Linked DNA regions of Mus musculus: regions 2, 3 and 4 are each linked to region 1. A link is a loop called in an ENCODE intact Hi-C map of the cell type or tissue named here. Cell type or tissue: heart. All regions are shown on one strand. Each heading gives the region's core, and the rest is flanking DNA. Links, peaks and the distances in the headings are about the cores only. Region 1 holds the start of Gm12992 (predicted gene 12992). Region 2 has its middle 7.8 kb from the start of Epb41. Region 3 overlaps Epb41 (erythrocyte membrane protein band 4.1). Region 4 overlaps Epb41 (erythrocyte membrane protein band 4.1).

Region 1 (7,834 bases), core at 1,519-6,518:
CTGGATCGCTCGCCGGCCCAGGCAAGGCTGTTCCCAGATTGCGGTGTTTCCGATTCGGGCTCCCGGGGATGAATCATCCCCCTTTCCCGCCGCCTGGCCTCTTTTCCAGCCTCCTCCGCCCGAGGCCTCCGTGGGCCGCGTCCGGGCCAGAACAGCACCGCCCCGGGGTCGGGGCCGCACGCTGGAGCCGCTCCAGGAGGCCTTGTGCCCTGGTCCCGGCGCCGGGAGGCCGCGGGCAGCGGGGTCCGGGCGTCCGGTCTCGGTCCCCGGTGTCCCGGAGAGAAGCGGCAGCGGCGCCCGTCCCGGGCCTAGCACGGAGCGACCCCGGCCCGAGGCCCTGCAGACCCGGCCCGGACCCCTGCACCCCCGCTGCGCCCCGGGCCGGCTGCAGGAAGGGCGCGGGATGGCTGAGCCCCGCCCCGGACCCCGCGACCCGCCTCCGCCCGCGCCCTCGACGGAGAGGCGCCCGGCCGGCCCCGCCGACGGCCCCGCTCGCTCCGCCGGGCGCGCGGCCAGTTTCCATGATGCGGACTCGGCCCGGGAGCCCCCGCCTGGGATTGATTAGCCCGCGGCCCGTACTAATGAGAGCCGGCTGCGCGCGCGGCCCTCGCCCCTCTGGCCCCGGAGACCGGCATCCCCCGGCCGCAGAGCCTCCCAAGTGGATCTGGAGAAGGCACCCCTGCCCCACAGACGCTGAGCCCTCCCGTTCCCTCTGCTCTCCAGGGCTGACGCCTGAGGCATCTGCCTGTGTTGACTTCCTACTCACTCGCCCGCCGCCCGGGCGGGTGTGTGGATCCCCTGTCTTCCGGGTGTCCCTCCCACAACTGAGACCACAAGCCCAGGGCACAAGCTTCACTCTCAGCTGCCTGGGACTCCTGATCGGTCCCAGAACCCAAACCTCCACTGGCGAGGTCCACACTCACCTCCAGAGCACACTTAGGCCCCAGCTCTCCTCTTCATCTAGAACCAGCCGGTTCTTTCCTGTAGCCACTGTCCTCTTCGGGCAACTCCATCTCTTAAAGTCCCTGCAGTCTGCCCGCCGCCTGTCCCTGCCAACTGGTCTGCAAACGTCACAGAGCACCGTCCCAAATGTGCATCTGCCCCTTGCTGAAAACCCTCTTTGGCTCCCTGGTGCTGTCCGAATGGTTTCAGAGCCGGTGTGGTTTGAGCATGCTCCAGACCTTCTCACCTGGCCCGTGTGGCTGAAGCTGCCTAGGTCCCCAGTCCCTCTGAACTCTGGCCCCCAAGGCTTATCCAGTTTCTGGCTTTTCTCTCAGGAACACGGATTCCCCTTTGCACCTCGTGCTCCTCCAGAGCCCTGGGCCAGGTCTTCCCTCCCGTGCCCCCTCTGCACACAGCTGAGCTGACAATGCTCTTGGGGATTGACCTGTTTGGGGGGGGGGGGGGTTGCTGGCCGGCATTGAGGTCTGAGGCCCAAGGCTGGTTCTGACTTGCTCCTTTCTAGAGCCTTGTGCTCAAGGGAATGTGTGCCCTAGCTGGCCCTCCATGCTAGAGAGACATATATACGTGAGGCCTATGACTTCCTTCACCCCCCTCCTCTCCTCCACCCTGGGCCCGGGAGGAGGAAGGAAGGAGATGGGTGGGAGAGGAGAGCACACCTAAGCTCACCAGGGCTCAGTTTCCCTATCTTTATAAGAACAAATAGCACCACAGTGTGTTCTCAGAGCTGAAATGCTCGCACACATGTTGAACACCTGGAGCAAAGTGCTCGACATCAGCCTGCCTGTCCTCTGACTACTGCCTCAGGCATTGGGCTGAGCTGTGAGGGGGGTGGTGACTACAGGTCCCTTTCCCAGGTAGAACCCTGGCTCTGGTTCTCTCTGAGAGCTCAGAGAAAGTGTAACAAGCAGGAAGATAGGAAACCAGGACGGGGAGGCAGGCCTCCCTTCCCACAGGCCTCCCCTGCAGAGGGACCTCCCAGGCTGGGGGCTGGGGGTGGGGGTTCATCCTGTCTCTGCAGATGTGTGGCTGGCCAGAGGCCTCTGGGTGGTGACAGTGATAATCCCCAGGCAGTCTGGACCTGATTTGATTCTGCCCTGGCCTCTGTGTGACCTAGACACCCGCTTTCCCTTCTGAACTGGGAGGAGCCTGAATGGATGGGGGTAGAAGCCAGAAATGTGACACCGTCACCCCAGGCCATCCTGGAGAAGAGTGCACGCCCGCGCGCGCGCACACACACAGGAAAAAAAACGAGAAGACAAGCGGGCACAGCCCTACCATGTGCAGGGTCTGGAATCCTCATCTTCTCTTTAAACCAGGAGGGCGTGTGCAGCCCGAGCCATCTCTAGAGGAGACAGCTGGCGGCAGTGTGCTCTGTACACCCCTGTCCCTAGTGACTTTAACCTAGAGGTGTATCAGCTCGGTCAGCTAAGACTTTAGAGTTGTCCAAAGGACAGAGTGTGGTCCTGCTCCATCCTAGCAGAATGGTAGAGCCGGACTGGGAGCAGTTGAGTGTGAGCCCTGTTTCACAAGATGAACCCAGACTCCCAAGGCTCTATTTCCTGAAGGCTGAGTCCCAGAGAGGAGGAGTTCCTTGCCCCAGGTGGCCCTGCCAGTACCTGGCAATGTTGGGATTCAGGACTCTGAACTAATCCCACCCACCAAGAGCTCAGGTCCTTAGAGAGTAGTGGCTGTAGCTCGCTGAATCCATGCTCGCTCTGGAAGCTCTACTCTGGGTGATGCTGGGCTCTTTCTAGGTGTCCTTGGGCTGCTGACAGGAAAATTTAATGTGGATTCTGTGACTCTCTAGAGCCTAGAGCGGAGAAGGCAGAACTTGGTGACCCTGGAGCCCCTGAGGGAACAAGGCCCTTGTGACAATAGAGTCGTCTCCCCAAGCCGTACTTGGATGGAAGTTGACTAGGCTCCTCTCTCTGGTCTACCCAGTTCTTTGTACAGTCTCTGAGGTGGGCTTTCACCCTTATCGGTGTGGAACCAGCTTCTGTGGCAGGTGTACCCAGCCTTGCCCTGCTCACATCTATGCCTGCTCGTGAACAACATAAGAAGACAGTATTTTTTTTAAAGATTTATTTATTTATTATATATGAGTACACTGTAGCTGTCTTCAGACACCCCAGAAGAGGGCGTCAGATCTCATTACGGATGGTTGTGAGCCACCATGTGGTTGCTGGGATTTGAACTCAGGACCTTGGGAAGAGCAGTCAGTGCTCTTAACCACTGAGCCATCTCTCCAGCCCCAAGAAGACAGTATTAACCACTTAAAGGACCTTGGGACTTCCTATAGTCCCTCCCACTGTAAAGAAAAGGCCAGTCCTTTTCTTTAGCTACTTCTCTGCGCTCTTACAGGCACTCTGTTCCTGGGGCAACAGACCTGTCCACTTAAAGGCTGTGGAGACAGCAGGTGCCCTAGGGAAGTCCCAGCTAGTTCCTCTGAAGACTTGAGGAAGCCTGGTGGAGCCCTGGAAGTGTCCAGAAATCTCAGCGGCAGTCATTTTAGCTCCATCCTACCTCCTAAAAGTTCCAACTAGGCCTTATCAGAGCAAACATCTCCCCTGGTCCAGTCAACTGGAACAGGACAGGGCAAACCAGGAAGTCCAAAGGAGCCGGGGCTGGGAGGAGTTTCTCAAAACCCTGGGAGGGAGTGGAGGGTCCCACAAAGGACTTGAGCTGCTGATCTGCCAAGGCCTTGGAGCAGGGCTGCTGGCCGGAAACGTGGGTTTCCTCTCCACAACAGGTGTGGCCCTGTGCCCATCGTCCCCACCTTCCTCCTCCTGAGCACTTTCAGCTGATAGGGCATAGCAGGAACCCCCCACCCACCCAAGAGAAGAGTGAGGGAATATCTGCCCGTTTGCCTCCCTGCGCAGTAAGGTTGGGAAATGGCATTGCGGTGTGCAGAATGACCCTGGAGGGGAGTAGGGTGGCAGGTCACCCACCCACCCTGGTGTAGTCGCTCCTACCCGCTGGGTGTTTTGTGCTGGAAAAAGCAAGGTAGAACTTTTAGCTGTTGGGGTCCCTGGGGTGGCTGTGGGCTTGTCGCTCCACCACCCTTAGGTGGTGGCACTTGCCTTGCCCTTGTGGTTAAAGATGCTTGCTCTCCCTTGTCTCCAGGAGCCTGACCCCAGAGAATGAGGAGATGGGGACCCCAGAGCACAGCCAAGATTTCACGGGAAGCTGGGAAATGGGGCTATGAGACAACTAGGAGTCCGCCACAGACACCACAGGAATGTGGCAACTCCTTTAGTAACAAACTACACTGCCAATGAGGCAGTGGGCTCCTGGTCTCATAGGCTCCAGACCCTGTAGGAGGTTCCCAGCTAAGGGAGAAATGGAGCATGTGTGGGGCGCCCCCTGGCGGTCGGGCCGCAGCCATGCCCGAGTGTGCCCGCTGGCCTCACTAGTGCCCACGTGTCCTCGATCCTCAGGAACACCCGCCCTCCGGCCTCACGTGTGAACTCCCTGCAAACCACCCTGCTCCCCTGGGGAGGTCAGAGCAGATGTCCACCCCAATCCCCGCCACGTGCAGCTTACGTTGGGCTCTGTAGTGCTCTTAGCAGCCCTTGCTCCCCCAGGCCCTCTTGGTTAAAGGGTGCAAAATCACCCCATAACGACAGAGCTACGCTCCATTCTGTACTGTGTGGGTTCTGTCCTGGTCGGCTTGCACGGACGCAGCCCTAGGTTGAGCATCCAGCAGGCATGTAGAGGAGCGCCCCTTCATCAGACAGAATACCTCTCTGTCTGATGGGTCTGTGGTGACTTCCACCGGCCCAGGGGACAGAGGCCCACTCATACGTCCTCATCGTTGCGCAGCTATCTTCCTAGTGAGCCTCTGCGTCCACAGTCACACCATTCATTTGACAGGGCAAGGCTGCAGGCCGCAGGGGGGCCTCCACAGTTGTCATGACCCTCAGTCGTGAAATGGGACTGGCGGCCTCCAGAGTGGGATGTGGTGGGAAAGGATGCCTCTCCACTCGGCTCCAAGCCCGATCCTGCAGGTGCCGGGGTGGGGGTGGGTTAATGGGAGAGGGGAGGTGTCAGTGTCTGGACCTCAAGGCTGTGAGCATCCAGAGGCCTCTCTACCCAGAGCTAGCAGAGACCATGGCTCAGAGCATTTAAGTAACTTAAGAGGAGGATCCAGCAGCAGCAGTCTCAAACCCTTCCTGGGAAAATGCCGTCAGCACATCACCTTCCCAGGGCCTCACCCCTGCGTGCACCTAACATTTAGGCATCGCAGATCAATTGCCTCCACCATACTCCGCGACAAATCACTACAGGGGAAAGGAAAGACTGTTCCCCCGGGCGTGGGGTGGGGTGGGGGCGTTTAAGTCCTAGAGGATTCTCCCTAGAGCCTCATCTGGATGGTTCAAAACTCCCCTACCTATATATGTTTCCGCGTTATTGGCTCCAAGCCGAATTCCTGGCTTGGAAGAATCACCCATGATGCCCCAGGACGTTTTTTTTCTTTTTCTTTTTTCAAACATCTTCAGTGATTCCTTTCCTGCCAAGAGATGCTGGAGGGCCGAAGATGAATCAAGTCAGCGAAAGTTCCACGGTCAAGTTGGATGGTAGGTGCCTGGCTCGCCCCCACCTCGCCCTACCTTTCCCCACCCACCCCTGTAGCTACCGATGCCTGCGCAGCAGATCGGGAGGGAGGGATTGCTGCGCTCGGCTGCGGCTGCGGAATGGTGCCTGGATTTACGAGCCCGCCGCGTGGTGGGGCTTGGCTGGCCTCCCTCCCCAAGTCGGTTATAAATAACGACACTGTAAAGGCCTTTGTACTGGGCACTTTTCTTTACTCTCTCGGGATTAATGTCTGGGAGGGGACGACTGCCCAGCTTCTGCCACATCCGATCTCCCTCTTGCCCCCGGGGTGGTTCCTAATTCCCTCCAGCAGCAGTTCACACTCCGGTCGGCAGCCTTAGCCCATAACCGGTAGTACCAGGCCCAACGCAGTACGGTGGTTGTGACTTGCGTTTCTTTAGGAGCAACCCAGAGATTGTTGGTGGACAAGAAGCACCGGGGTTGCCTAGGAAGTAAGGACTAAAGATAAATGTATTCTCTTAATAAAGAAAAGAAGCCGGGCGTGGTGGCTCATGCCTTTAATCCTAGCACTCGGGAGGCGAAGGCAGGCGGATTTCTGAGTTCGAACTCTACAAAGTGAGTTCCAGGACAGCCAGGGCTATACAGAGAAACCCTGTCTCGAAAAACCAAAAAAAAAAAAAAAAAAAAAAAAAAAAAAAGCAAAGAAAAAGAACTGTGATTCTAATGGGGTCCCCTGAAATTCTCAGTTGCCTTGGAGAATCTCTTTTCTCGAGATTGCCTTCACGAGTGCAGAACCTCATCTTCTAACTCCTTAAGTCATCGCGAGGCAAAGCCCAGAACACAGCGACCAGGCAGAGAAAGGCCAGACCCCCTCAAAGGGTCAGCTCTGCCTGAGCCCCAACGCACAAACCCTGGTTCTACTAAGATGTTTTGTTTTAAGACAACTCAGTTCTGAGGATCTCTACGTGTGGAGCTAGGAGTGCCCTGGTTTCTGCATCCAGAAGGCTTCAGGACCTAGCGTTTCTCCAGCCCCTCCCTCCCAGACTGTGACCTCGGGCTTTGCAGAAGCAAAGTTCTGGACTCCCAGCAACACCGCTGTGGTCTCCAGGGTTACCCTTCTGAGGGATGCCTTTTTTTTTTTCCTGAAGTTGAGGGAATCAGAGCCCTTTCCAGCTCCTATCAGGCTAGCTGCCATGCTGGATAAAATAGAAGTCCTAGAGGCTGGAGTTGAAGCTGAGGGAGGGATAGATTTGCCTAGTCTGCATTAAGCTCTAGGTCGGAAAGTCCTGCCAGTCTGCTGCAGTCTGTCTGTCTCTCACGCACCACACACACACACACACACACACACACACACACACACACGGTGCCACAGAACCTCTTCCCACTTAAAACTCAGCTTCATTGGAGACAGAGCACTCCCTCGGAGGCTCACAACTGTCTGTAACTCTACTCCCAAGGGATCCGACACCATCTTCTGACTTCTTTGGAGACTAGGCACACACATAAATAGAACTTTTTATTTGTTTGTTTGTTTAAATCAGCTTCATCAGGGTTTCAACACCGTATGTCACTGCCTCCGATGGTGGTTATAAAGTGGATCTTTTCTGGGTGTCATGTGTAAATTTCCCACATTAATTTTTTTCCTTCTCCTTCTCTTCCCTGTGCCCTCAGTGTGGTGGAGAGGCTGTGGCTGACTAACCACGCAACGCTGCCAGCTCTGCTCAGTAAATATTTTAGGCTTTGAGGACTTTCCAGCCTCGCTCTGCTGCCTCAGGCAAGCTCCAAACAGGCAGGCGTGGCTGGGCCCAGAGTGGACCTGATGGGACTTGGTATGGCTTTTACCTTTACCCACAACCATTTGAAGCTGCTGAAACACTTCTGAGCTCGCAGGCCACCCGGCAGTGGGGAAGCAGGCTCCTTCGGCCATGGGTTCCGGCTTCCCAACCCCTAATCTCAGACTACAGACTGTCAAAGTGGGTAGACTATGCCTTTCCCTCGGCTGTGACAAAATGCCCACAGACGCAATTTAGGGCAGGGCTTGTTTTGTTCCCAATTTAAGGGTGTGGTCTATCAGGGTCAGAGTGTGAGGCAGCTGGCTATGCTGTGTCTGTCAGGCAGAAAGCGGTGAGAGATGAACCTGGGGCTCAGCTCACTTTCCCTGTTTCCTTCATTCCTAGCCTCTGCCCCCCCCCCATGACGCCTCCTGACCACATACTGGTGGAGCACTTCACTTCTCTCTCCAGGAACTTTTCTGAAAACGCCTTCTCACCCCTACCCTCACCCAAAGGTGCATTTCTGTGCGGTTATCAATCTAGGT
Region 2 (7,834 bases), core at 1,777-6,776, 160 kb before region 1:
ACACACATATACATACACATGTATGTACGTACATACATACAGACATATACATAAATACGTTTGGTGGATAGGGCGGAGCTCCAAATGCCACATTTATTTTTTTTCCTCTCTGGAAATTTATACCTTCTTAGACCAAAGTTCCTCATAGATACAATGTTACACAAAAGGGGAGTTACAAAAGGATGTCAACAGTTCAAAGCAGTGCTTCTTTCTACAAGCTCATTATAAGTTCAAAGCAACAGTTTCCCATGGCCTTGCTTTATCCTAGTGCACACCTGTGGCTTCATCCTTGGACCTGGCCTAGGATGAATGTTTTCTCTTGATCACAGATTTGCCCCAAGCCTATTTATTTTCTTAGTGCAATTTATGAAAGCTCACTGTATTCCTTCTTATGCAGCCTTTACTTACTATTCTATGAAGGGGGGCACAGATTTTATTCTTGATTCTTTATTACCTCTTTTGTGGTTACAGGTTCCGCCTGCCCACTGTGGCTCTTCCTGCATGGCACTTAACTGTGTTAGACAGTTAAGACTATCTCCTTAAACTTTCTTCCTACAATTATTTGAATCAAATCAGGAATGCTATAATTAATTCATCTAGCATTAATTCATGGAAGTTCTTCATGTTGATCTGCAGGAGATCTGCCCAATAGGGTGGGCTGATGCCCAGGAATCGTTAGGCTATGTGATAGTGTCAGGAAAAGCATATTAGTAGTGAGAAGCAATCCTAGGATGAAGTCTCTTGGCCTCTTGTCTCTAAGAGCTCTCCCATTGCAGCCATGCAAACAGTGGGCCATCGCAGGAAAGCTCGCTTGCTTGCCATAGCCTTTCCGAGATGGCTTCTGACGCCTGCCCACTGTGGCTCTTCTTGCATGGCACTGGCCAACCTGGCTCTAAGCATATGACCATACCAAAGAAGCCAGGAGTTGGGCCGGGGAAAGCCCTGCCTGGGGGAGTGGCTGTGAAACCCAGACCTACATCCTACTCTAGCTTCAGAATCTCTTCAATACTTGACCTACATTTTCATGGGTCCCAGGAAGGACCTTGGCTTGAGGTTTATGAGATCTGTTGCCAGTGTTTCCAGCACGTATATCGGGCATCTTTAAAAAAAAAAAAAAAAAAAGATGTATTTATTTATTTATTTAATGTATGCTAGTGCTCTACTTTCAAGCACACCAGAAGAGGGAAACACACACAGAAGTGGATGCTCACAGTCAGCTATTGGATGGAACACAGAGCCCCCAATGGTGGAGCTAGAGAAATTACCCAAGGAGCTAAAGGGATCTGCAACCCTATAGGTAGAACAACATTATGAACTAACCAGTACCCCCAGAGCTCGTGTCTCTAGCTGCATATGTATCAGAAGATGGCCTAGTTGGCCATCATTGGAAAGAGAGGCCCATTGGTCTTGCAAACTTTATATGCCTCAGTACAGGGGAACGCCAGGGCCAAGAAGGGGAGTGGGGGGAGGGTATGGAGGACTTTTGGGATAGCATTGGAAATGTAAATGAAGAAAATACCTAATTAAAAAAAAAAAGAAGAGGGAATTGGATTCCATTACAGATAATCATCTGTGAGCCACCGTATAGTTGCTGGGATTTGAACTCAGGACCTCTGGAAGAGCAGCCAGTGCTCTCAACTGCTGAGCCTTCTCTCCAGTCCTATGTCCAGCATTAAAAAAAACCCTGTAACTCCAGCTCCAGGAGACCCACTGCCTCTGGCTTCTGCACGTATACGCATACACGTAGAGGTCAGAGGTCAAGTTCAGGTGCTATTCCTCCAGAGACCTTGTTGTTTCTCTAACATTATTTTAAAATGCATTACCATTAGTGCTTGTGCCCTGATACACATGTGGAAGTCAGGGGACAACTTCTTAAAGTTGGTTTTCTTCTTCCCTCTTTATCTGAGTACCATAGATTGAACCCAGGCTGGCATGGTTGCATGAACCACTTCACTGGCCCCATCTTGTTGGGTTTTGTTTTGTTTTTGTTTTTTGTTTTGTTGTTGTTGTTGCTTTGTTTTTGTTTTGTTGAGACAGGGAACTCTCCCTGGGACCAAGGGCTTGCTGGTTAGGTCAGGCTGGCCGTGCTCCAGGGATCTGTCAGTCTCTGCTTTCCCAGTTCTGGATATCTACAGTTAGGACACCCTTCCAAGTTTTTATGTAGGTACTAGGAAGAAAACTTGGCCACTAGGCGGAAGTGGCTTCATGCCTTTAATTCCAGGACTTAAGAGACAGAGACAGGCAGATCTCTGAGTTCAAGGCCAGCCGGGTCTACAGAGAAAGTTCCAGGACAGCCAGGGCTACACAGAGAAACCCCATTTTGTAGCAGCAGCAGCAGCAGCAGCAGCAGCAGCAGCAGCAGCAGCAGCAGCAGCAGCAACAGCAATAGCCATTGGGTTTTGTGACTCAGCAGTTAAGAGCACTGGCTGCTCTTGCAGAGGACCCAGGTTTGATTCCCAAATCCCACAGCATGCTGTTTTCTGGATTTTGCTGGCACCTGACATACAAACCCACACGTAATTAAAAATAATAAAAATAAGTATTTTTATGGCTTAGTGTTTAGTATTTTGTTATAGACTACTTTTTAAAAAAAGATCCATTTATTATATGCAAGTCCACTGTAGCTGTTTTCAGACACACCAGAAGAGGGCATCAGATCTCATTATGGATGGTTGTGAACTGCCACATGGGATTTAAACTTAGGACCTTTGGAAGAACAGTCAATGCTCACCATCTCACCAGCCCTACTGTAGATTTCTTGTGGAAGATATTAGTGTCTCTCTCAAATCTATGCCCTTCTTTAGTAGTAACAATAGCATCAATAACTGATTGTTTCTCATGTACTCTGAGCCACACATGTTAAGGGCTTATAATATTTATCTTTTGTAACCCTTACAATTTTAGAGGCATTCTTTTAAAAAATTGATTTATTTTATAACGTATGAGTGTTTTGCTTGCATGTATGTGTGGTGCCCTCAGAATTCCGAAGAGGGGGTTGGATTTCCTGTACCTGTAGTGACAGATGGCTGTGAATCACCATTAGTTACCAGGAATTGGACACAGGTCTGGCACAAGAAGAAGAAATGCTCTTAATCACTGAGCCATCTCTCCAGCCCAATAAAAATAAAGGTTAACAAAACCCCTCAGGTCCTAAACTTGCCAGACAAGCTTTCTATAGACTATGACATCACTCAGCACCCACCCACTTAGGATAGAATCTTACTAAGTAGCTTAGGCTGGCCTTGAGATCTTTCTGTCTCAGTGTTCCGGGTGCAAAAAAAAAAAAAAAAAAAAAAAAACCAAAAACCAAAAACCAAAAAACAGGTCTGTGCCCCATCGTGTCCATTGCTCTCTTTCTTAGGGGAAGAAAGTGCAGGGGTTCAGAGGGTAGTTTAGACTGATTTAACTTCATGACAGTCCTCCCACCCCCACATCCACAAGTGCCGAGATTACAGGCCTGAGACACTATGCCTGGCTGAATTTTTTTTTTCTCCTTTGTCTTTGCTTGAGAAAGAGACTCAGTATAGTCCTGTCTGGCCTGGAACTTGCTGGGTAGACCAGGCTGGCTTTGAACTTGCAGTGATCCTCCTGCCTCTGCCTCCTGGATTCTGGGGTTACAAGAACCTGTACCTGGTCACTTTTTTTTTCTTTCTCTTAAACGGGGCCCTAAACAAGCTGCCTACCCTACAGTCTGGACTTTGCCTAACTGGTCAGTCGTCCAGCCTAGCTCGTCTCGCCTCTTGCTGTGTCTCTAGTGTTGTGGTGCTGGACGACGTCCAGACTTAAAGCCTCTTCCTTGTCAACCGTGCATGTGCTGTCTGTCACTGAGCTAAAGTCACTAAGGGCACTTAGGGAGGAGCTAAGGAATAGGATAATGTCCTTTATTTGTTGACTCTTAGCGAGTTGTGTGACCTGGCTATGCAACCCAAGACAGATTGCCTGAAAGCCCCCTTCCCATAACCCCTACTTATAAATGAGATGCTGGCCGGCACTAACCCTGGAGCGTCTTGAGACGGCTCAACTCAGTGCCTCGGCCCCCTCAGCTCTATAACACTAGGTGGCGCCAAACACCACCTTTCCTTCTACCTGGATTTTTTTTTTTTTTAAAGCGTGGGTGATCATCTCAGGTCTTTCCCAACTGTGGTCAAATCTTTCCCGCTCCCCAGCAAATTAAGGTGGTGTGTTCAAGTCCTGCTCAGGCTGCTTAGGGCCTGTGTTCACGAGCAGGTCACGCGCCCCATTTTATTCCTCTCTAAAGCAAGGGAAGAGGGGACAAGGCGCTAGGCATCTCCCAACACCCAGGACTCTTCCTTGGGCAGAGATTCTCTTGGCCGGATTGACAGCGGCCACACATGGCAACAAAACCAGAGGAACCAGAGCGGTGGGGCCTTTCAGAATTCTTAAGCGTTCGGTGGCAGGGTTACAGATACACTAACATAATTTGTCTGGGGACACCCCCATTCTCTTATTCACCCCCCCCCCCATTCCAACCCTAACCTGGGACAAAGAACACTTACATTTTTCTCTATTTATGTCAACTCCCACCTACTCATTCTAGAGATTTGTCCCATGTTCCCAATGTGTCCTTCTGAGATAATTGACCCCATACCCACCACCAAGCCTCCTTCTATGAATGACTGCCACACCCCCCATATACCATGAATGGTCCCACTCCCCAGCCATCCCCAAATCTGTCTTTGTGTGCCTGGACCTGGCATCCGAGAACTTCAATACCTTGGTCTCATGGCTCCTTCGGTTTGAAAGCTATGCCAGCCCGTGTGTTTTGCTCCTGGAACGCATATTTTTACTATTTTCCTATCTTTGAGTCTTTACCCAGGCTCCTCCTCCATATGGAATGTACTTTTCCAACCCTATGTAGTAAATTCATCCTACAAAATCTAGCTGGAAGGTTACCTCCTCCAGAAAACATTCTTCATGCTGCCAATGGAGCCATGTTGCCTTCCCAGCTCTGAGTACACATTAGTTCAGGGTGGTCCTCATAGGAGCCGTGGTGAATCACAGCAGGGGTGTGCCCCCCCCCACACACACATTCCCCCTTAGAGAGTAACATACAAATGCTTTCTCTTCCAGTGGCTCCAGTGGGAAAGAGAGACAGGGTGTGAGAGCCGTTGCATCATCTGATTGACGAAGAAACAGGCTATGATTCCTGCGAGAAGCAGAGGCAGGATTCAGACTGCGGCTGATTAGGGCTGCCTGGTTGCCTCAGGATTGCGTTCCCTCTTTCCCAGCATGCCTTTGGCCTGGCTGAGTTCCTCTTTCTACCCTTGGACTTAGCAGGGTATTGGTCAATATTTCTGCTTGTTGAACTAGTAGGGTTCAGTGTATTTTGGAGACAGGGCTGTACGGAGGCTTCTTAGCTTCCTCTTGAATTCAGTGTGTAGCCAAGGCTGACCTTGAGCTCCTGAGCCTTCTGCCTCCACCTTCTAAGTGCTAGGATCGTGGGTGTACACCACTACATCTGGTTTTTTAATTTAAAAATGTTTTCACCCCCACCCCACCCCTGTGTGTGGGTCAGAGGTCAACTTGTGGGGGTTGGTTCTCTCCACTATGTAGGTACTGGGGGATGGAACTCAGGCTTGGCAGCTGGAGTCTTCACTTAATAAGCCATCTTTCCAGCCCACCTGGCAGGTTATGAATTTTGTTTATTTATTTATTTAGGTTGTGTTTTGTTTTTATAAAATTTGTTTGTTTTGAGATAGGATAGCAGACACTATGAAGGCTCTCTTAAGCCTTGGCCTCCTGAAATATTATGACTAGAGACGCAGAGCATTGAGCATTCTCTCTCTCTCTCTTCTCTCCCCTCTCTCTCTCTCCCTCTCCCTCTCTCTCTTTCTCTCCCTCTCTCTCTCTTTCTCTCCCTCTCTCTCTCTCTCACTTTCTCTCTCTTTCAGAGAGATTAACTTTTTGTTTGCTTGCTTTGTTTTCGAGACAGGATTTCATGTGCCCCGGGCTGGCCTCAGATAGATTCTCCGGCCTAGGATACTAACTGAAGTGTTAGTATTGTGGGTACGCTACCATGTCTTTGTTTTTGAGGGGAGGGGTGTTAACTTCCCATAAAGTCCTAAATAAAGTTCAGTTGAAGAAACAGATGTTCCCACATATGTACGCCCACGTGTCACCCCCCCACACCCCATCTATTCCCTGGGCGCTTTATCGCTCAGCTCACGCCCACTTGAAGCTGGGGACAGCACCCAGGCTCTGACAGGATAAGGAGGCTCAGGCATTCTCAGAAGGGGAGGGAGGCTGACACAAACAAGTCCCTTCCCCCCCCCCCCCCCCCAGTTTATCAGTTGCCCACAGGCCCCAGCAAACTGAGCCTTCAGCCTCCAGAGGAAGAAAGCTGTGCCCTGCCTGTCACCCTCGAAGTTATTTCAGAACTGTGTGGTTGTCACATCAGCTCTCTGAGCGTCAAGCATTTCTGACTGGAAGAATTTAATGATATAAAAAAAAATGAGCAGATGGATAGAAAATACTAGCGGTGAGGAAATGTGAACTGTCCCTTCAGGATGTCACCTCTCCCACGGAGCCTCTCAGGTAGGGCCCAAGAGGGACGCTAAGAATTCCTGGCGGAGGCAGTGACCTATATCCCTCCACAGGCTTTCCAAGACTGCATTGGTTGTTCACCCAGTGCTTCAACGGGAAACACACAGGTGCCTGAGCACAGAGGTTCCAGGGGCAGGTCAAAATTCCCTAGGTGCAGATAGCTCAGGGCCAGGCATTCTGATTCTAGGGCACGAATAGTCACCCTCCGTAGGTAACTCACGCTCACCCTCCCCCGGCCCAACCCCCAAGTCCCAGTATGCTGACAGCCCACACGGAAGTTCACAAACACTTTCTCAGATGTATTCCCAAGTACAAACTCACACATAGGCACACAGGCTTATCAGGCAGGGCCAGGCGCCGGCGTTGCTGAGTCACCCACTAGCAGCAAAAACCCAACAGAGCTGGAGCCTCATGCCGGAGAGCTGAGAGGTGGGGCCTCTTCAGCCCTTTAGAATAACTCTGTCCAACCCGGGGCTGGGGTTTTCCTATTGGCAGCCCTTAGATTGAGTCCCGGGAAAGGAGGCAGTTGGCCCGGGAGCCCTTGTTTACTGAGGCCAAATTAAAGAATTCATAGTCTGCTCTCTCTGGCATGCATGACTGGATACATGTGATAGCAATTAAAAAAATAATACTGGATCCATGATTGAATAATTGCATTTGTAGTTTCCATTTCAGTTAACCAGCACAACAATTCTACGTAATGTTGGTGCAACATCGTATTTTACCCCCAGGGAAACAAGCTTACCCACAGGCTCAAACCTGAATTAATGTAAGCAGGCTACATCCGAGTTTCTAGCTTTGACCAATAGACAACACTGCCCTGGGTAGTAGGAGAGAGGAGTTTTGGTTGGCTTGGGAGCCTGGGTGTATGTCCCAGGTTTTTGTACGGGGTTCATATAGCCAGTTCTGCAACATCCAGATTTCTGGTTAAAGGACTCAAAAGGCTTCTCTGTGCCCCTGAGTGACTCTCCCGCTCCATGATGAAAATGCAGGTCACCAAAACTCAGGAAGTTATTTGCCCTCAGTGACCCTCAGTTTCTCCATTTGTCCAAACAAGAGTCTCACTCTCCAGGGCTCCCTGGCATGGTGAATACTCCATGGCTTTAGGATTTGACTCTCTGATTCCTATGAATAAAAGGGGGATTATGTTTGTCCTCTGTAGGTGGGAATCCCAAGGCAGATTTGGCCTTAATCTCATGAAGAGCTTTTGAAATTCTGGGGTAGTTTAGTTAGGATGAGTCCATGCTGGGAGTCAGCCAGCTTCCTGACC
Region 3 (7,834 bases), core at 1,631-6,630, 52 kb before region 1:
AAAAGCAGTTAGAGATTCGTTTTGGAAGTAGAGCTGACAACATTGCCAATAAATTAAGTATTGGAAATGGCAAGGAAAAGAAAATCAAGGGGCTGGAGAGATGGCTCAGTGGTTAAGAACATTGACTGCTCTTCCAAGGGTCCTGAGTTCAATACCCAGCAACCACATGGTGGGTCACAACCATCTGTAATGGGATCTGATGCCTTTGTCTGAAGATAGTGACAGTGCACTCATATACATACAATAAATAAATATTAAGAGAGAGAGAGAGAGAGAGAGAGAGAGAGAGAGAAAGAGAGAGAGAGAAAGGGAAAGGGAAAGGGAAAGGAAAGAAATCAAGTTTTATTCCATGTAGTGGAAGGAGGTCCCAGCATCTGGGGTGTAGGGAAACAGGTTTCTGTTCTGTGTTGTCATTCCACCTGTGCCTTTACTGTGTTCATGTGACACTATTAGCTAGCTCATTCCTTACTAGTAAGTCACCCGACCTCCGCTTGAACTTTAGTATAACTCCTTTTTTGTTTGTTTGTTTGTTTTTGTTTTTTGAGACAGGGTTTCTCTATGTGGCTTCGGCTCTCCTGGAACTCACTCTGAAGTCCAGGCTGGGCTTAAACTCAGAAATCCGCCTGCCTTGGCCTCCTGAGCACTGTTACTAAATGTGTGTGCCAGCACTCCTGGCAACTTTTCTCTACACTTTTATTGAAACATTCTTTTTCTGATTTCTTCGGATAGTTGTCTACTGATATTTATCATTCTTATTTATTTATTTTTATTTTTATGTGCATTAGTGTTTTGCCTGCGTGTATATCTGTGTGAAGGTGTCAGGTCCCCTGGAATTGGAGTTCAGACAATTTTTTGAGCTGCCATGTGGGGGTTGAACCTGGGTCCTCTGGAAAAACAGCCAATGCTCTTAAGCACCGAGACATCTCTCCAGGCCCTTACTTAGCTTGAGAACATAAGCAATTCACCAAAATCAGAAACCTAGTTAGAAGTAGAAGCAGAAGCCAGCACGGTCCTCTGAGATGTGTGCTTTATTTTATTTTTAAATTCAATTGTATCTGTGTGTGAGCATATGTACTTAGTGTGGTGTCCTTGGACGTTAGAAGAGGATGTTAGGTCCTCTGGGTCTGGAGTTACAGGTAAGCTGCCCAGAGTGGGTGCTGGGAACGAAGCTAGGGTCCTCAGCAAGAGCCAGCGCCTGAGCCGCTGAGCCATTCAGTCCTCTAGCCCTGGGTGTGCGTTTCACCCTCTCACTTTTAGAAAGGAGAGGATGAAAGCTGCAAGAGTTAAGATTCATTAAGCACTTAGTATGTTCTAGGTGTTACTCTAAGCCAGCGGTGCTCACCCTTCCCAGTGCTGGGATCCTTCAATACAGTTCCCCATGCAGTGACCCCACCATGGAATTATTTCTGTTGCTACTTCATATCTGTAATTCTGCTACTGCTGTGAATCATAATGTAAGTAGTTCTGGAGATAGAACTTTGCCAAAGGAGTTGCTGCCCACAGGTTGGGAACCACTGCTCTAAGCAGTTAATGAGTTTTCCTACTGGGTTCGTGCCGCTTTCCTCTGGTTTTGATGTCTGTCATATTGGTGCATGTGTGGGGGTGAGCAGGTATGGCTGCTTATGCAGTAGCACGTATGTGGACATCAGAAGGCTGTTGCTGTGCACACGAGCATCTGAGAATTCTGTCTGTTTCCAGGGAAACATGAGTGCATGTCAGTGAGTGCACATGGAGGCCAGAGGTTGACATCAAGTGTTTCTATGATAACATTCCAGCTATGTTTTTGAGACAGGGTCACTCTCTGAACCTGGAGCTCGCCAGTGTGCTAGGTTGGCTTGCCAGAAAGCTGCAGGGATCTGCTCGCCAACCCACAGCTAAGTTCACAGACATAGACGTAGCTAGTGCACGGGGCTGATAATCTGAAATCAGGTCTTATACTTGCCCACAAGCACATTACCAGCTGAGTCACTTTCCCAGCCCACGCTGAAACACCTTAAATACAAATCACTAATGTACTAATAAACATTTAATTACTTCAAATGGGCAAATTGTACAATATATAAATTATATCACAGTAAAGTTGTTGAAAACATAAAACAGCGCTGACCATATTTATTGTGATCTGTAGTTTGTAGCCTCCTTACTGCAAAACTGAAGGGAATTTGCTTTTCTCCAGGGCTCCTAAGTGGTATCCTTCCGTTGAGTTATATGTCACTGTGTACATAATTAATATTTTTAAAGATTTATTTATTTCATGTATGTGAGCACACTGTTGCTCTCTTCAAACACACCAGAAGAGGGCATCGGACCCCATTACAGATGGTTGTGAACTACCATGTGGTTGCTGGGATTTGAACTCAGGACCTCTGGAAGAGCAGTCAGAGCTCTTAACCACTGAGCCATCTCTCCAACCTGAATAATTGATTTTGCCCAACATATTCTTGAAATAGTATTAGCTCATAGCAAAATAAGTAGAAGGACTGAAGTATATGGTGTTAGAAGTTACTGATATTTAGAATTAAGTATTTTTCTTCCTGTTGAGTATTCTCTCCCTGGCTCCCCTACAGTTGGCATCATTCACATTCCACAGGAAACTCAGGTCTCTTCCTGGCACCACCATGTGAGGCGAGGGCTCATGTGAGGGTCACTTTTGTCTGGCTTGTTTCTTACTACTTTTCCTAGTGGGGGATGGTCATTATAGCTGGTATTTTCCAGTTTGTGAACTATGACCACTTCTGCATCTAGTCATTAGTTTTTATATTTGTATCTACTTTCCCATGCACAATAGGAATGCTGAAGACATAAATCATTTGGCTCTGCAGTATTAGTATTGGATTAGAACCAAATTCATGTAGCAAGATAACACATGGTGAAAGCGAGGGCTATGTGTCTATGATTTCAGGCAGAGTTGAATTAATTTTTTGAGAGGAGGTGTGAATACACATGTAATCCGAGGCATTAACACAACTGTGAGAAAAATATTTTGTCAGTTCCCTTGTTTTGTTAGGCTTGCTCTACCATCTGCCACTCTTGGGTTGACTAGCAGAGAGCACCCATTAGCAACAGGGACTCGCAAGCGGCCACAGATCTGTCATTGCGAGATGAGACAGGCTCAACGGTTCTGTTATTCTTTTGCTAGGCATCCTCTGAGAAGTCTTTCTCTGGAGATCATTGCAGGATAGTAAGCATTTCTTTCGTGGTGTCATTTGTATAACATAGATGTAACTTTCTATTTGTCAGTCTGTTCTGGCTTAAGGAATTCCTTTGCTTTGCTTTATTTTTTTTATAAATATAAATGTATCAGAATAAATTATGTTCAGTAGTCTGAAGAAAGTACATAATAAAGTTGTATGCTTCCATAAAAGAGTATTCAAATCTAATAAAAGTCTCAGTACAAGAAAGAATGAGGGCCTGTTATCTGAATGTCTCAATCAGAGCCCTGGAGATGGCGCCGTGGGTGAAGGTGCTTGGCACATAAAGCTGAGAGCTTGGGTTCAATCCCTGACCCCAAAGTGAAAGGAAAGACTCAATTGCCCTGGGTTACCCTCTGACCTCTACACACATGCTGTGACGTGTGTGCGTGCCCCCACACCCCACCAACATGCACACAAGGAGACAGATAGATAACTAACAATTAAATACAATTTTAAAATGAAGTATTAAAGTAAATGTGATGGGACATACTTACCTTTAATCCCAACATTTAAAAAAAAGATTTATTATTTATTTATTTATTGTATATGAGTGCGCTGTAGCTGTCTTCAGACACACCAGAAGAGGGCGTCAGATCTCATTACAGATGGTTGTGAGCCACCATTTGGTTGCTGGGAATTGAACTCAGGGCCTTTAGAAGAGCAGCCAGTACTCTTAACCTCTGAGACATCTCTCCAGCCCCCTAATCCTAGCATTTATGAAATAAAGGCAGGCAGATATCTGAGAGTTCAAGGCCAACCTGATCTACATGCTAAGTTCCAGAACAGCCAGGGATATGTAGAGAAAAATCCTCTCTCAAACAAAAAAACAAAGGTTTAGTTTTGACATTAAACTTGAGTAAGCTTTACTACAAAATGTATGGACATTTTCTTTTTTTACCCTGGAAGTAAAGAACAAAGATTAAAAACTAAAGATAATGACTGTTTCTTGTTTTATTTTGTGATATTGGGGGTGGAGCCCAGGGCCTCCTGCCTGCAGGGCAAGCAGTCTGTCACTGAGCTATAGCTCCACTCTCTATTTTGAATTAAGTTACCTAAAGCAGATGCCAAGTAGTTCCAATCCAAGTCACAGTTAATGAAGTGCAGAGGATTTTATAGTCAGCCTGTACAGTGTCTTTTCTCCAGAGCGGCCCAGGCAGGCTTCTCTCCTCAGCCTCTGCTGCCTTTGCCTCTGTGCACTAGGTGTCAGCATCTCCTTTCTCTGTCTGCCCCAGCTGTGACACCAAAACTTCTCCAGACATTGTCAAATATGCCCTGGGGGGAAATCAACCCTGGTTGAGAGTCAGTGTTCCAAGTACTTTACAGAACAGGGCTGTAAGGCATTGGCAAGGTGGAGAGGGCGCTCCATTAGTTAATGCTTTATTTTTGGGTGAAAGTCCAGAATTTTTTTAACTTTTTAAAAAAATATTTATTATTTATTTAATGTATGTGAGTACACTGTAGCTGTCTTCAGACACACCAGAAGGGAGCATCGGACTCCATTACAGATGGTTGTGAGCCACCATGTGGTTGCTGGGAATTGAACCCAGGACCTCTGAAAGAGCAGACATTAACTGTGCATCAGTGCTCTTAATTCTGGAGCCATCTCTCCAGCCCTTTTTTGAATTTTTAATTAACTGATTTATTAAAAGAGATTGTCTGGCACAAAGACTTACCTTTACACATGTCAAACAGTAGTTCCTGTCTCACCAGAAGAGCCATTTTTAAAGGTTCTGTCTCTCTCTCCCTCTCCCTCTCTCTCTCCCTCCCTCCCCCCTCTCTTTCTTTCTTTCTTTTTGTAATAATTTTGTAGAAGCTTCATAGAAAAACAATAAACGAAAAGCGAGACAACAGGCTTTATCCACCTCACCTAATCAGATGTTTAGGTTCCTGAGACCATCTAAAAATAAACATTTATTTCAAAGCAGCTTATTGGGAGAGCTACCCTGAATCCAAGCTTTATTGCAAGTTTTTTTTTTTTTAAACAGACTATAAGTTAAGTGGGTTTTGATTTCTTTTTTCAGTCTTTATTCGAATTTAGCATTTATGAAACAGTGATGTAGATGTCCTGGTTTCTCCGTTGAGGATGTTTATCTTGTTGCCATCATCTACCTTAAAAAGCACAGTTTGTGTTCTCCTCTATATGACAGATACAGGAGGCTACAACAGTCCCGAGTGTCCTGGATTGGCAGTTTCACCCTGTGACTTTGAGGTCAGTAAGGAGAGTGACACCTGCCTTCGTCTGATCTTCCCTCTTTTCCTCACACAGCAGCAGCTGCTGAGTCCACAGACCGAAGTCCTCGGCCCACCTCTGCCCCAGCCATTGCTCAGAGTCAGGTCACAGAAGGGCCAGGGGCACCTATCAAAAAAACACCAAAGGAAGCTGTGAAGGTTGAAGAGAAGCGGGGAGAAGAGCCGGCTGAGCCCGCTGAGCCGGAGCCCACAGAAGCATGGAAGGTATGTCTTAGATGCCGAGGTCAGCTAGAGCACACTCCTGAGTTACACCTGTTTTCAGAGCAGCTGAATCCTACAGCTTCCCAACAAAGTTGCCCTTTCTCATTGTTTCTAAAAGAAGTCATCTCTTACCAACTGCCTGTGTATTTTTCTAGAATTTGATTTTCAAATAATAGATTTGCATAAAGCACATTTATAGAGCTATTTAAAGATTTCCTAATTTATTATTATTATTATTACTATTATTATTAGATGTGTATGAGTGTTTTGCCTGAATTTATGTATATGCACCATGTGCGTGTCTGGTGCCTGCAGAGGTCAGAAGAGAGCATCAAATCCCCTGTAACTGGAGTTACAGACTGTTGTGAGCCACCATGTAGGTGCTGAGTATCAAACCCAGGTCCTCTGCGAGAGCAGCCAGCTCTTACCTGCTGAGCCATCTCTCCAGCCCAGACACTTAAACATTTAACGGCTAGATAAGGAGAAGATCTATTTCGTGGGAACAATTATGCTTCCGGGTTGATCATTCTGAGTTCTGAGTATAACCATAGTCACTGTGCTGAGTTGAAAAATCACTGGTTAATTAGCAGATCTCTCAGAAATCATAGCTGAACTAATATTTTATATATGTTCAAGCTTTTAAATAACATTTACACAGTGCTAGTTCTGGCCTGTTAAAGTAGATGCAGTCTCACTTTTGTGAAAGAGTATGAGAGGTGGCAGTCCTGAGAATGACGCTTTATGGTAAGACCTTGGGGAGTGCCTTCTCATTTGCATACTGATAGTGCATAGATCAGGCTGTTCTTTTGGAGCCTGGTCAATATATGATTCAATGTAGGACAGTGGGCAACTGTTATTTTTATTTTAACTGTTAAGTATAACATACAGGTTCTCTGTCTTTAGTGACATTTGCCTGGTGTCCATGACATTGGTCTTCAGGTTCCTTGTGGCTTTTGAATACCTGTTCAGTTTTTAATGCTGGAATGTATCAATCTGCACTTTTTTTTAAAAAAAGATTTTATTTATTTATTATATACACTGTAGCTGTCTTCAGACACCCCAGAGGGGGGCATCAGATCTCATTACAGATGGTTGTGAGCCACCATGTAGTTGCTAGGCTTTGAACCTGGTCCTCTGGAAGAGCAGTCAGTGCTCTTAACTGCTGAGCCATCAATCCAGCCCTCAACCTACACTTTTGACTCTTCCATACTTATTAGAGAGTGTGAGGCTGTTGGAATTATCAAAGGGGGGGGGGGGTCTCCATGACACTAATGGCTAAGACACTGCTGGCCTTCTGCTATCTCACTAGTTTTACTTTTGCCCATAAGGCATGCAAGTACATCAAAAATAAGTTTCTTTTGCCTTTGAAGCTTTGGCAAAATGAAATGGGGTTTGCATGTTTCCCAGGCTAGTCTTGAACACCTGCAGTCAAGACACTCTTCTACCTTAACCTTCCTAATAGCTGGGGCTATAGGTATGTATCTGCTCTCCTCTTTTGGCCTCAATTCTTTTTTTTTTCCTCATTATTTAACTTTTTTTATACATATGCACTTGTATTTAGCCTGTATGTGTGGCTGTGTGAAGGTGTTGGATCCACTGGAATTGGAGTTACAGACAGTTGCGAGGCAATGAGGGTGCTGGGAATTGAACCCTGGTCCTCTGGAAGAGGAGATAATACTCCCAACTGCTGAGCCATCTCTCCAGCCCCATAACTCTCTTTTTTTCCTTTTTATTTAGTCTTCTGTCTTTACATCCTGGCTGCAGTGTCCCCTCCCTCCCCTCCCCCCATTCTCTCCCCACTTCCTTTTTCACCTCCCCACCTCCTCTTAGAAAAGAGCAGGCCTCTCAGGGATATCAACCAAGTATGGTACAGCAAGCTGCAGTGAGACCAGGCACATAGTCTCACTCAGGTCAAGGCTGGGTGATTGGCCTCAGTTCTTAAACTGAAGCGGTGGCTCTCCATTTTCTCCTGCTAGATTACTAAAGACCCAAAAGACGTATTGTTTAAACAATGAACTTAAGCTCTATGAAATGATTTAAAACTAGTATTTGCAGTGTATACATAATTCTATGAAGACATTATGTCTGTTCTAAGTAGGGCATGATGGCACGTGTCTGTAATTTCAGATCTTGGGAAATGGAGTTGAAGGCCAGCCCAGGCTACATAGTAAAACTCTGTCTCAAAAACA
Region 4 (7,834 bases), core at 1,374-6,373, 61 kb before region 1:
TCCTACCTATAACTTGCTATCATCCGCCTCCCAGGTACTAGGTTTACAGGCCTGTGCCATCATGCCCAACTTGAATTGATATAGTTTTTTGTTGTTGTTGTTTTTAAGAATTCTAGGTATCAGTCCAGATATCCCTTACCACTTTCACGATCAAAATTTTTCAACCAAAACATTGTAAAGATAAAAATGTGAACATCTAAAGAAAAATAGATTGTATTTTCTAAAATAAAGTTATATTTGAAAATACAGAGAGGCAGAAAGGTGCGTTTCCGTTTCACAGGGAGCATCACCTAAGAATTGCCTAGGTATTTATTAAATATGCAGACTGCAGAGCTCTGCCCAGGTTTATAGGCTGGCCTTGAAGAGGCTCTAGCTTCAGCTATAATGACCATTCCAAATGAGGCTAATGATGTCTGAATCAGAGCCATTCCCCAAGGCCAGGGATTCTAAGTGTGGTCTCTCAGTCAGTGGCATTTGGCATCACCTAGAAACTTGTTAGAAATAAATATTTCAGGTTTCTCCCAGAGCTAATAATCAAGTGGGTGGGAACTCAGAAGTGTGCCTGACAAGCTCTTCGAGTGACTCATGCACACTGGATAAACTATAGCTCTTTTGAGAATTACTTACTGGGTTAGGAAATCAGAGGCCTGAGCTTTAAAATCACAGACCTGCCTACTTAATGCAAGTTGCTTGGCTACTAAATGGCCACTAAAATGGCTAGGAGAGTTGGAAAGGTTGCAGAGAAAGGATTCAAGGGATGGTCCCAGGCTCATTTAAAGGTACTTAACTAGTGTCTGTGATGTAGACAGAGCCACATCCAGTAAGAAATAAAAGAGTAGAGATACTTAGCCACAAAAGGGAAATGGGACTAGAGATGGAGCTCAGAGGGTGGAGCGCTTGCCTAGCATGCATGAAGTCCTAGGTTCAGTCCCAGCACATAAATGACAGGTGTTGGTGCATACCTATAATCCCAGCCCTTGGGAAGTAGAGGCAGGAGGATCAGAAGATCAGTATCATTCCTAGCTAAATGGGGAATTTCAGGATAGCCTGGGTTACATAAGACCCTGTTTCAAATAAATAAAAAATTAAAACTGAAGAGATTTTTATCATGGAGTCCAGGCATAAACCCAGAGCTAGAAAAATAGAAACTATATCTATGGAAACTACAGGGAAATCTACTATTTAGCTCAATATGACAAGTTGTTTAGTAAAGTTCTTCAAAGATGTGATAGGCTTATCTCAGAGGATGATGAACTAAAGCTCTTTCGCTCTTATTTATCCTCGAATACTCAGAAAACTCACTGGTAGAAACTTAGAAACAGACGTTCAAGCATCTGGTCTCTCTTGGACCCGTGGATAATTTTCAGGATTCTCCTTGCCTGAATGTCTTATGAGTTCATGTTTAGGTTCTGTTCATTTGGTAAAATTTCATTGCACACTTGGCTTTCTGGAGCCATCGCTGTGCTCTGGATCGTTCTGCACTGGACAGCGGTTTCCATGACCCTGTCACATGCTGTTAGGACATCAGAACCTCGGCTCAGGAGCACTTCCATGACAAGTCTGTTCTGTTTACGTCTTGTCTCCTGATGGAGGCTGGTGTCAGAAGTGGATGGAGTCAGATAGCGTGCGCCTTTCCTAAATGCTGCAAAACAAAGTGTTCCTTCAAATAACGTCAGCAAAAGAGAAAGGAAGCTGACAGCCTGATTCAGTGCACTGGTACGAAACCTGGTGAGCTGTTTGATCTCCAAGACCCATGTGGTAGGAGAGCAACTCCTGCAGGTTGTCCTCCGACCTCCATAAGTACTTGTGGCAGGTATGAGCCCACACATGATTAACTTACATTGTGGCAGGTATGAGCCCACAAATATTTAACTAAGTTTTTTAAATTTTTAAAAAAGAGAAAGATGGTTGTAAACTGTGGGCTTTAAGAACATAAAAGGGCATCTTCTGGTAAGATCTCAGTCATTGAATTGAAGCTGTGTGTGATTTATTTCTGTAATTCTTATATTAATACATTTAGGTGCTAATAATTTTCTCTATAGTCATTTTTAGGAAAAAGAAGTCAAGAAGCATTTAATTTTGGAAGCATTTGGGTTTGATAACTAGATAAATAGTCATGATTAATTCAGGTGTAGTTTGCTTTTCTTAAGTTATGTGGTGATTAATATTTTAATTTTTTCTTAATAATTAGGTACATTAATATAATGCCATTTTCTATAGTGTTCTTTCTGGGCTTAGGAATAGTACTTAAAATTTAATATACTTAACATCAAATTTTTACTGTCAGATCTCTTATGCTAACTTCATGCAATAATGAACATGTGCACGTCACAGTGGGTGTGGAGATCCAAGGACAGTGTGGGAGTTTTTCATGCCAGCCATGTAGATTCTGGGGATGTAACTCAGGTTGTAGGCTTGGTAGCAAACACCTTTATCTGCTGGGCATCTCACTGGCCTAATAGCGGTAACTCATGCCTTGACACCTAGCTGGGTTACTGAGGCTGTCTCTGACTTAGACAGCATGCCAGTGGATGCTGTTTTTTGTTTTTTACCAATTGCTTTGTGACAGGTTCTGGTTGCTGATCTCGCTGGGTTATTTAATAATAGCCAATAATGTGCTGAGGATGACGCTGCTTGTCTTTCAGGACTTGGAGGGAGTGGACATTATTCTCGGCGTCTGCTCCAGCGGCCTTCTGGTTTACAAAGACAAGTTGAGAATTAACCGCTTTCCTTGGCCCAAAGTGCTAAAGATTTCTTACAAACGCAGCAGCTTCTTCATCAAGATCCGGCCTGGAGAGGTACATAACTTAAATTTCTTTTCACTCAAACCAAACATGGACTGAAACATCCCTTGTAGCGGGACACGGTAGCAAATGCTTGTAATCTCCGGACTTGTAGTCGGGGGCTGAAGCAGGAGGAGAATTGCAAGTTCAGGGTGAGCCTGAGATACGTAGGAAAACCTGCCATCTGAGGAGGCCTCCTGCAGCTAATCCTAGCACTTGGGAGACGGAGAAGGGGGAGCAGAACTTCCAAGTCGGGCCACGTGAGACCTGTCTCTAACACCTACTAAACAGAAGTAAACAAGTCAACCTCCCAAATTGGTGGTCACATTTCAGGATATACCCACATAATTTTAGCTTTTATATAAAGAAGCTATCATTGTACAACAGAAAATTGTTTAAATAGGAGTTCATTTTTTTAAAGTTACTGTTTTTTTTAAACATAAATCCTTATTATTTTTCTTTTGGTATATATATATATATATATATATATACACACATATATATACATACATACATATATATATGATTTATTTATTTATTTTATGTAAATATACTATAGCTGTCTTCAGACTCACCAGAAGAGGGCATCAGATCCCATTACAGATGGTTGTAAGCCACCATGTGGTTGCTGAGATTTGAACTCAGGACCTCTGGAAGAGCAGTCAGTGCTCTTAACCGCTGAGCCATCTCTCTAGCCCTTGTTTTGTTTTTTACAGAGGTCTGTCTATGTAGCTTTCAATGTCCTGAAGATTTTGTGTGTGTGTGTGTGTGTGTGTGTGTGTTGTGGGTGTTGTATATGTTGTGTGTTTTTGTGTGTTTTATGTGTGTGTATTGCATATGTGTTGTGTTTGTGTTGTCTCTGTGGTGTGTGTATGTGGTGTGTGTGTCTGTCTGTGTGTGTTTGTATGTGTGTGTGTGTGTGTTGTATGTTGTGTGTGTGTGTGTGTGTGTGTGTGTGTGTGTGTGTTTGTTTAGGGAGCTATGTGTCTGGGTATGTGCACATGAGTATAGGTGTCTCAGGACATGAGAGACATTGACTGCCCTGGAGCTGGAGCTTTTTTTCTGTCAGATCTCTTCTGGTAACTTTATACAATAATGAACAAGTACATGTCGCAGTGGCTGAGGACAACATGGAGGTTTTTTCATTCTACCATGTTGATTCTGGGGATTGATGTAGGTGGTGGGAACTGAACTTAAATCCTGTGTGAGAGCAGTATGTGCTTTTAGCCACTAAATTATTTCCTACCCAGGGCATTTTTTAAAAAGCTCTAAATTCTTCTCTACCACTTCCTAGAGAAGTGAGTCTGGAAAGATCAGAAGCTGAGTGTCCTTATATTCATGAGAGATAGTAACTTTTCTGTCCCAGAGAAGCCCAGGCTGACCTGAGGTGGCGTCGTGTGTGTGTATCACCATCTGCTGGTCAACAGTGGTACTGCCTCAGCCTGGAAGTACTGGCTGTGCCTTGAAGCACTGTTTCATTCCATACTCATTTGTTTGTGCAAGCACCTATCAGTATCTTCCCTCCGAGTTTCAAATCCACGACTCTTAACAAGAAAGAAGCTTTTGAGACAGGGTCTCTGTATGCAGCCCCTCAGTGTGGCCTGGAAGTCAAAAAGATCTGCTTGCCCTGACTCTAGTGTTGACATTGAAAGGCATGCACGCCACAAAATGTTTATTAAACAGGTTCTTTGTGTCAGTGACTATTCTAGGGTCTAGAAATATAAAAGTAAGTAAAAGAATGCTATTCTTCAGCCAGCTTGCATTTTAATATAGGAAGGCAGAAATAAGTACATACACAGAAAGAAATATAATAAATGCTATGAGAAGTCTTCGGCTTGAAGTCTTAGCTATCCAATATATGTGAAAATACACAGTTCTTCCTCAAATCAGCTGAGACCAGCAGGATTCTGAAAAGTGAGGTGCCATGACTATTTCAGAGGGCTGTGCCATCTCATAGCTGACTGAGCAGATAATTTCTCTGACCTCAGTGTCTCCATGTGTAAAATTATACTTAGATATAGAAGGACCATTGCTAGAAATAAGAGCATGCAAACAAACCTGTTTCCTTTTCCGTCTTACAAAGTGTGCTTGAGGTGGAAACAGAGGCAGACCGAAGGCATAGAAATAGATGGATTTCTAGTAGGCCTGGCAGGAGGAGGAAGTAAGTCGCAGAGACTCGCTGTCCACCGTGGTGACTGCGGGTTACAGGAGGGTTGCTGAGAGGTACACTAGCAAGTGTAAGGCCGGGCTTTCGTCTTCAGCACTGACTCTTCCCATATGGCCAACAGGATGACTTTTAAGTATTCTTAAAAGACTCATGAGTTAGTCCAGAGACCAGGTAGCCTCGTTTGGTATTCTGCAACATATGCACACACCAGTCATTCTCAACAAGTCAGTGTGTGTCAGTTTTAAAAATTAAAAGAATCTGGGCTGGAGAAGGAGGCACACACCTTAATTCCAGAGCTCTGTGCTTTACATAGCCAGACAAGCCAGGGCAACGTAGGGAGACCCTGCTTTAAAAAAAAAAAAAAACAAAAAACAGTCATCTGGTTTGAGACAAATGTTTAGTTCCCAATACTAATTTCTATTGTGTAATAATAGTGGTAGGCTGGAGCAATTATGGGATGTCTCATTCCCTGATTACTGAGTAATCTATAATTACAAATGCAGGTCTGTGACTAACAAAAAGCAGCTTTAGACAGTCAAAGGTTGACTAAAGTGTGTCTCAGGGCAGTACCTGCATACTGTGTGTGTTCTAAAAATTAGGATGTATAAGTAATAGAAGACCTTCTTCCTGACCTTATTACTTTGGACAAAACCTCCATTGCTGAGCAAATTTCTTTTAATAAGAAAAAATATTAATATGTTTTTTTTAATTTAAAAAATATTGTGTGTGTGTATGTTTTGCCTGCATGTGTGTCTGCATCACATGCATGCCTGGTACCCATGGAGGTCAGAAGAAGGTGTTGGGTCCCTTGGGAGCAGATGGTGGTGCGGTGGTAATAGATGGTTGTGAGCCACCATGTGGGTTCTAGGAATTGAACCTCAGTCCTCTGGAACCACTGAGCCATCTCGCCAACCCCCAGACATTGTTTGTGTGGTATCTCTTCGATGGTATCCTGTTTCTCAGGCTCTGTGTCACTCTGATTGAATAGTATTTATATTTTATGTTTATTTGCCCCTCTATAGCAAGAACATTATGAAAGTACCATCGGCTTCAAGCTCCCCAGTTATCGAGCGGCCAAGAAACTATGGAAGGTCTGTGTGGAGCATCACACGTTCTTCAGGTATTTTCTGCTCAAGTATTTCTTTCCCAAGGATATGTTATTTGTGCCTGCTTCTATTTTGAATCTGTTATTGAAATTATCATCTCTGTGGAGCTGGCATTTTATTTAGCTCAGGCAAGAGCAACTTAATCAAGACAATGCGAACCCGGTTCTTCCTCTTTTGGCTGGAAAGCATGGCTCAGCATTCCCACGGTGCCTTTCCATGCACTGTAAAAAGAACAGCGGAAGTAAAGAGTGAGACCCAGTGTTTGCCTGGGGCTCTGGTTGCTTTCACAGCAGCTGAACTGTCCTGGACATAGGTTGCTACAGACCCGCCTCCTAATAACTGTATAGCTTTAAGCAAGTAACTTCTTCATGGGATGTGTCAATTTCCTGTATCTGTAAAATCAGATACATTTCAAGGATGTTGTGTGAATCCTGCAGTGCTATCAGGCGTTTTGTAAACTGTGAGACCTTACCTGTAGAAACTTAATGTTTTTAATATTATAGCTCCCAACTAAATGACTTCTGGTTGCTTGAGATATGACCCAGACTACAATAGGGATTGCTTGACTAGAAATTGCCACAAGAGTTCAAAAACATCTTTATTCTTGGTTTGATTTTTAGTTTTATAGTCACAATAATAAAGTAATCCAAATAAAATAATAAAATAGGAGCATTATTATCATTTTTCTCTCCCAGACTCACCTCTACAGACACCATCCCCAAAAGCAAGTTTCTTGCCCTGGGATCCAAATTCCGATACAGTGGCCGGACTCAAGCTCAGACCAGGCAAGCCAGTGCCCTGATTGACAGGCCTGCTCCACACTTTGAGCGGACAGCAAGCAAGCGGGCGTCCAGGAGCCTCGATGGAGGTTTGTATTAGATGTTATTGATGCTACCGTGATCTTTAGAGAGAGATAAAGGAAGCATAAGGGGTTTTTACTGTTGTTGCTTTGAAATAAGAACTTACTATATCTGCGACTGGCCTCAAGCTCTTTAGCTTCCTGTGCTGACCTCCTGAGTGCTGGGGTTACAAGCATGGCACCATGCCCAACTTGGCAGTATGACTATTTATAATAATTCTACTATCTCCAGTTTACGGAGAACCTCAGTGGCCAAGTGAAAGGGGTGCTGCTGACTAATCCAGACTTAAGAACTTAAGGCTGTGTGCGGTGGTGCAGACCCTTAATCCTAGCGCTCCCAGCTCTTGGGAGGCAGAGGAGGTGGATATCAGTGCTAACCTATCCTACACAGAGGTCTCAGGCCAGCCAGAGCCACAGTGAGACCCTGACTCCAAGCACACAAACAAAACCCAATAACAGAGCTAAGAAAACCATCTTAAGAATAAGAAGTGAAGTTCACTGCAGACAGTAATGGCTGAATACCAACAGATTCTACAAGTATTTAACTCGTTTTTTTTATTTTGTTCAGTCACTTGTTTTGCATGCCTTATGTGCCTACTGTTCCCTGGAGACATTGCTGTGGGCATCAGATATGATCTTCATGGAGTTTTCAGTCCATAGGTATAAACAGAAGCAAATAAAAATAACTTCAGGTAGTTGTGAGTGCTCTGAAGAAAATAGAATGGGAAAATGAGGTGACAAGTGTCTCAGGCTGCAAGATGGTGGAGTGCTTCAGATCAGGTAATCCAGTTACAGTCAGAAGGCTCCTCAGAACGATGTCATTTAGTTACACCTGAACATTGAGAAGTTACTGGCCATCTCAAAGTCTAGGTGAACCACTCTAGATGAAAGAGTGGAGGCGTGAGCGCTGCCTTGTTCC

What was found. Peaks named below come from ENCODE experiments on the same cell type or tissue, not always from the same donor. Only the 100,000 strongest peaks of a DNase experiment are listed, where the experiment ranks them.
Region 2: it touches region 1 in a loop (5-fold over the local background); 20 of 42 quality-filtered maps call a loop at or near these places.
Region 3: a loop joins it to region 1, with 4 times the contacts of the local background. A loop is called at or near these places in 14 of 42 quality-filtered maps.
Region 4: a loop joins it to region 1, with 3 times the contacts of the local background. A loop is called at or near these places in 15 of 42 quality-filtered maps.

The regions. Positions count from the first base shown.
Region 1 is chr4:131,913,150-131,920,983 of GRCm38, reverse strand. It overlaps Gm12992 (predicted gene 12992), which reads left to right and starts at 955. Exons shown (of 5, transcript NR_102393.1): 1 at 955-1,216; 2 at 5,463-5,540. It also overlaps a transcript of Tmem200b not described here. In heart, for the core only: a CTCF peak has its summit at 4,327 (motif pointing left); DNase peaks (open chromatin) are centred at 1,683, 1,983, 3,773, 4,403 and 2 weaker places; H3K4me3 peaks cover 3,204 bases; H3K27ac peaks cover 3,570 bases; H3K27me3 peaks cover 904 bases.
Region 2 is chr4:132,076,004-132,083,837 of GRCm38, reverse strand. No RefSeq gene overlaps it. Among named protein-coding and RNA genes, the nearest start is that of Epb41, 7.8 kb to the right of the region's middle. RefSeq lists an enhancer at 4,611-7,834. In heart, for the core only: a CTCF peak has its summit at 4,042 (motif pointing right); DNase peaks (open chromatin) are centred at 4,077, 5,267 and 6,197; H3K4me3 peaks cover 1,595 bases; H3K27ac peaks cover 2,148 bases.
Region 3 is chr4:131,965,602-131,973,435 of GRCm38, reverse strand. It overlaps Epb41 (erythrocyte membrane protein band 4.1), which reads left to right. Exons shown (of 21, transcript NM_183428.3): 12 at 5,461-5,648. Among named protein-coding and RNA genes, the nearest start is that of Tmem200b, 48 kb to the right of the region's middle. In heart, for the core only: a CTCF peak has its summit at 4,386 (motif pointing right); no DNase peak of the experiment used is centred there.
Region 4 is chr4:131,973,774-131,981,607 of GRCm38, reverse strand. It overlaps Epb41 (erythrocyte membrane protein band 4.1), which reads left to right. Exons shown (of 21, transcript NM_183428.3): 9 at 2,646-2,798; 10 at 5,973-6,070; 11 at 6,752-6,924. Among named protein-coding and RNA genes, the nearest start is that of Tmem200b, 56 kb to the right of the region's middle. In heart, for the core only: CTCF peaks have their summits at 3,187, 3,388 (motif pointing right) and 4,206 (motif pointing left); a DNase peak (open chromatin) is centred at 4,197.